Regions from separate parts of the Homo sapiens genome. Here region 1 is linked to region 2. A link is an interaction called in ENCODE POLR2A ChIA-PET data of the cell type or tissue named here. Cell type or tissue: PC-9. All regions are shown on one strand. Each heading gives the region's core, and the rest is flanking DNA. Links, peaks and the distances in the headings are about the cores only. Region 1 overlaps TXNRD1 (thioredoxin reductase 1). Region 2 overlaps TXNRD1 (thioredoxin reductase 1).

Region 1 (2,914 bases), core at 202-2,701, 73 kb after region 2:
CATTTAAAAACCAAGTGGTTTTGACTTTTTCTGTTGAATGAACAACTGTGCCTTGTGGAATTTTTGCAGAAGTGTTTATGCTTTGTTAGCATTTCAACTTGCATTATTATAAAGAGGTATTAATGCCTCAGTTATGTGTTTGTCAATGTACTGGCTGAGGATTCTATCTCAGCTGTCTTTTCTAACTGTGTAGGTTGAGTTTTGAACACGTGCTTGTGGACATCAGGCCTCCTGCCAGCAGTTCTTGAAGCTTCTTTTTCATTCCTGCTACTCTACCTGTATTTCTCAGTTGCAGCACTGAGTGGTCAAAATACATTTCTGGGCCACCTCAGGGAACCCATGCATCTGCCTGGCATTTAGGCAGCAGAGCCCCTGACCGTCCCCCACAGGGCTCTGCCTCACGTCCTCATCTCATTTGGCTGTGTAAAGAAATGGGAAAAGGGAAAAGGAGAGAGCAATTGAGGCAGTTGACCATATTCAGTTTTATTTATTTATTTTTAATTTGTTTTTTTCTCCAAGTCCACCAGTCTCTGAAATTAGAACAGTAGGCGGTATGAGATAATCAGGCCTAATCATGTTGTGATTCTCTTTTCTTAGTGGAGTGGAATGTTCTATCCCCACAAGAAGGATTATATCTTATAGACTTGTCTTGTTCAGATTCTGTATTTACCCATTTTATTGAAACATATACTAAGTTCCATGTATTTTTGTTACAAATCTTCTGAAAAAAAACAAAACAATGTGAAACATTAAAATTAAAAGGCATTAATAATATCCACGTGTGCCTTCTTACTGAATGATGGTCTTGGGAGTCTTTGCAAGAGTATTGAGTAGATCTCTGATATTGTGTTGAAAAGCTAGCTGCTGAGTAGGCTCCAATGATGCTATGCTGATTTAAGTATAGAAGAACTAATCAGTTCATTGCCATTTCCCATCTTCTGGCAGTATCAGGCACATAGATGGTCAATAAATGTTTCCAGAAATGTTGATTACCATGTTCAGATTATGCATTCACATGCACTTAATCTTCTTAGGTATCACTTTTTAAGCAGAAACTCCTCTTTTATGTAATCTTTACCAAAAACCTTCCCAGTTTGTACTTGTTTTTGTGGTAAGTAGTTGCAGGGTGCTAGTAATAACAACAGCTAAATGAGTGTTTACTGCAACACGTGCAGGCACTGTGCTTGACACACCCTGGCTGATGTGATCCTTACAACAATCCTATTAGAGAAGGTGCTTTTGTACCCATTTATAGATGGAGAAACAGGCTCAGAAGTGTAAGTCACTTTCTTAGGATTACACAGCCAGTTAATGCATCACGTTTTTGAGGCCAGAGTTGGGTCTGTGACCTCAAAGGCGCTACCTCTTAGTTACCTCGCAGTGCAGCCTCCCATTCATCTCTGACAAATGGAAGCTTTTAGGTCTGCTGCATCAATTCCTGGGACTTCACATTTTCACATGCCGTCAAGCAATGCTGTCTACACGCTTAATAAATACCTTGTCTTGAGATGTTCTAACACTTTCCTAACTGGACTTTCCACCGCCAGTTTACTTCCCACTAGAGCCAGGCTCTTATTGCCTGAACTTCCCTGTCTCAAGCCTTTGAGGTTTTCCCAAGGCCTGTAACTAGACCCACAGTCCCCTGCCAGACCCTGAACCTGTTATCTGCAGCTCTAGCCTGCGCTTTCCCTTGCCTGTTCTGGCTACACCTGCTCTATGTCCCCATATAACTACTAGCCTCCCTCAAAGGTCACCTGCTCTGCGTAACTTCCAGCTGGTTCTCTACCTCTACTCCCAGGGTACTCTGTATTGTCTCTAGAGCTCTTTGAATTACTCTGCATGGAGTGTAGTGTGTGTTTCTGTCACCACCACTAGATAATGAGGGTTCTTTACCTCTGTGTGCCCCACAGCTTCTAGCACAAGGTCTGGCACTACAGAAGCACTTAGAACATTGGTGTAATTGGATTGACAGGTAGAGCCATAACTATCAGAGATGGCCATATAGGAAGCCTTTTAATTTCTTCCTGTTATGTCAGGAGCCATTGATTTAAATGTTAATGAAAGTAGAAAGGGCCTAAACAGAAAAAAAGTCAGCCTCACTAGTGAGGGGGAATGCAAATTAAATTGCAGTGAAATGCAAATCAAGCTGAAGTGAGATACCATTTTATACCCACTGTGAGTGGCTACTTTTTTTTTTTCTTTGAGACAGGGTCTTGTTCTGTTTCCCAGGCTGGAGTGCAGTGGTGCGAACACAGCTCGCTGCAGCCTCTGACCTTCTGGGCTCAAGCCATCCTCCTACCTCAGCCTCCCAAGTAGCTGGGACTACAGGCATGCACCACCATGCCCAGCTAATTTTTTAAGTTTTTGTGGAGATTGGGTTTTTTGCTCTATTGCCCAGGCTGGTCTTGAACTCCTGGGCTCAAGTGATCACCCTGCCTTGGCTTCCCAAAGTGCTAGGATTACAGGCATGAGCCACTGTCCTAGCCTGGATGGTTAATTTTATGTGTCAACTTGACTGGGCTAAGGGATGCCCAGAGAGCTGGTAAAATATTCCTGGATGTTTCTGTGAGGGTGTTTCTGAAAGAGATTAACACTGATTCGAATCAGGAGACAGTAAAGAGGGTCACCCTCACCAATGTGGGTAGGCATTGTCTAATCCTTGAGGCCCAAATCAAACAAAAGGCAGAAAGGTGAATTTACTCTTTGCCCTTGAGCTTGGAGATCCATCTTCTCCTGCCCTCAGACCTTGCTGCTCTGGTTCTTGGGACTTTAGACTCAGATTAGGACTTGCACCCTTGGTTCCCTGGTCTCAGGCCTTCAGGTTTGGACTGAAACTCCATGACTCACTCTCCTGGGCCTCCAGCCTGCAGATGGGACTGTGGGACTTTTCAGGCTCCATAATCACATGAGCCAA
Region 2 (2,865 bases), core at 366-2,865:
AAACGGCCCTGAATACAAGATAGGAAGAGGATGTTGAAGAAAGGTGGGGTCCCCTAAGACCACTTGGAATTGGGATAGGTTATAGGTTGTAGTGCTCTGGTAAAGGCGAGCTTTAGCAGAGGTAGAACAATCCTTATTCTTCTGAGGTTGCAGTGACATGTAAGTATAGAGAGCTGCTGGGAAGAGAAGACAGAGAAGTGAAAGTAACTTGTACCTGACGACTTGAGCCTTTGGGCAGTGTGCTGGAGCTGGCTCGTACCAGCTCAAGAGACCCCTTGTTAAACATCAAGGAATTTTGCAAGTAGGTTGGTAGCTTGAAATTAGCCAAAGTGGGAGTATTCAACTCCAGAAATTAGCAAATACTACAAATCAGGGCCTCCCCACCACCACTCAGAACTGGTTTACCAGAACACCTTACACTCCCTTTCTTCTCTTTTCCACTTCACTAACAGTCAAAAGCCTGCTGAAGTGCCAGTTGAATTTGAAGCTTGAGTGAGTGCCCATTATGGGAAAGGCACTGTGCCAGATGCCAGGGTAAGAAAGACCAACCCCTCAAGTAAATAATACTGTGGTGGAGAGTGAAGAGCATGCAGGCGTAAATCCTGGACTAGCTGTCGGCTCTTGGGACAGTCACTTAAACTTGGGTTACTCATCTGTAAATGGAGATAATAATATATATCCCAAAGGGTTATTGAGATGACTGAGAACATGTAAAGTTCCTGGCACAGAGGTGTTCATTAAGTGATGGTTCTAAGAGTGGGGACATGTAAACAGATGTCTTTCATATAGCTTGATATAAGAAATAAAGATGGGAGCCGGGCACAGTGGCTCATGCCTATAATCCCAGCACTTTGGGAGGCTGAGGTGAGAGGACTGCTTGAGCCCAGGAGTTTGATACCAGCCTGGGCAACAAAGCGAGACCCTGTCTCTACAAAACATTTTTTTAAATGAAGCATAGGCCGGGTGCGGTGGCTCATGACTGTAATCCCAGCACTTGGGGAGGCCGAGGCGGGTGGATCACAAGATCGGGAGATCAAGACCATCCTGGCTAATGCGGTGAAACCCCGTCTCTACTAAAAATACAAAAAAAAAAAAAAATTAGCTGGGTGTGGTGGCGGGCGCCTATAGTACCAGCTACTAGGGAGGCTGAGGCAGGAGAATGACATGAACCCGGGAGGCGGAGCTTGCAGTGAGCTGAGATCGCGCCACTGCACTCCAGCCTGGGCAACAAAGTAAGACTCTGTCTCAAAAAAAAAAAAAAAATTAGTCAGGCACGGTAGTGTGTGCCTCTGGCCAGCTACTTGGGAAGCTGAGGCATGAGGATCATTTAAACCCAGGAGTTTGAGGCTGTGGTGAGCTATGATTGTGCCACTGCACTCCAGCCTGGATGACAGAGCAAGATTCTGTCTCCAAAAAACAAACAAATAAACAAAAGAAATAAAGACAGAATGACTACAGGTCATAGTCCCCTCAGTAGATTCCAGAGTTTTCAGGGTGGATGATTCATGGATGATTTTCCTTGTTTGTTATCAGAAGGTTACCGGGGTTTTTTTTTTGTCCCTACAAATCAAGTTTACCGGATTTACTTGTTGTTTTTACCGGTTTTTAGCCTGTTCCTCACTCTATATTATTTAATTGTAAGACAAACAATGGATTTGGAGGTAGGCACAGTTGGATTTATATACCAGCTCCAACACTTACCTGGTTTGTGACCTTTGGCAAGATTCTTTTTTTTTTTTTTTGAGACGAAGTCTCACTCTGTCACCCAGGCTGGAGTGCAGTGGCGTGATCTTGGTTCACTGCAACCTCCGCCTCCCGGGTTCACTCCATTCTCCTGCCTCACCCTCCCGAGTAGCTGAGACTACAGGCGCCTACAACCACGCCCGGCTAATTTTTTTGTATTTTTAGTAGAGAGGGGGTTTCATCGTGTTAGCTGGGATGGTCTTGATCTCCTGACCTTCTGATCCACCCGCCTCAGCCTCCCAAAGTGCTGGGATTACAGGTGTGAGCCACCATGCCTGGCCTCTGATCAAATTCTTTTTTTTTTTTTTTTTTTTTTTTTTTTTGAGACGGAGTCTTGCTCTGTCGCCCAGGCTGGAGTGCAGTGGCGTGATCTCGGCTCACTGCAAGCTCCACCTCCCCGGTCCACGCCTTTTTCCTGCCTCAGCCTCCCGAGTAGCTGGGACTACAGGCGCCCACCCCCAAGCCTGGCTAATTTTTTGCGTTTTTAGTAGAGACGGGTTTCACCATTTTAGCCAGGACGGTCTCGATCTCCTGACCTCGTGATCCGCCCGCCTTGGCCTCCCAAAGTGCTGGGATTACAGGCTTGAGCCATTGCGCCCAGCCTAATTTTTTTTTTTTTTTTTTGAGATGGAGTCTCACTCTGTCACCCAGGCTGGAGTGCAGTGGTGCCGTCTTGGCTCACTGCAACCTCCACCTCCCGGGTTCAAGCAGTTCTCCTGCCTCAGCCTCCTGAGTAGCTGGGACTATAGGTGCACGCCACCACACCTGGCTACTTTTTTGTATTTTTAGTAGAGACAGGGTTTCACCACGTTGGCCAGGCTGGTCTTGATCTCCTGACCTCGTGATCCGCCCGCCTCGGCCTCCCAAAGTGTTGGGATTACAGGCGTGAGCCACCGCACCCAGCCTCTGATCAAATTCTTAAAGGCCAAATTACCTTTATAAAACTGAGGACCCCCTAACATTTACCTTGTAAAAGCTTTTTTTTCTCCTTTTCTCTGTGAAAAAGATGGAATATACAAATTAACTAAGTAATATCTGCATTTTTACAGATTTAATCTCTCAACAATTATTTATTGATCAATTACTATGTGTGCATACTATATTAAGTGCTGGGAACATGAT

What was found. Peaks named below come from ENCODE experiments on the same cell type or tissue, not always from the same donor. Only the 100,000 strongest peaks of a DNase experiment are listed, where the experiment ranks them.
Region 1: POLR2A ChIA-PET joins it to region 2 with 5 read pairs; 5 of 35 experiments call an interaction of 5 or more read pairs at or near these places.

Annotation. Positions count from the first base shown.
Region 1 is chr12:104,349,511-104,352,424 of GRCh38, forward strand. TXNRD1 (thioredoxin reductase 1) reads left to right here. Exons shown (of 17, transcript NM_001093771.3): 17 at 1-797. Among named protein-coding and RNA genes, the nearest start is that of EID3, 47 kb to the left of the region's middle. In PC-9, for the core only: no CTCF peak of the experiment used is centred there; no DNase peak of the experiment used is centred there; H3K27ac peaks cover 2,500 bases.
Region 2 is chr12:104,276,153-104,279,017 of GRCh38, forward strand. All of the region lies in intron 3 of TXNRD1 (thioredoxin reductase 1), which reads left to right. The region is part of intron 1 of TXNRD1-AS1 (TXNRD1 antisense RNA 1); the gene reads right to left. Among named protein-coding and RNA genes, the nearest start is that of TXNRD1-AS1, 3.3 kb to the right of the region's middle. In PC-9, for the core only: no CTCF peak of the experiment used is centred there; DNase peaks (open chromatin) are centred at 519 and 1,529; H3K4me3 peaks cover 2,500 bases; H3K27ac peaks cover 2,500 bases.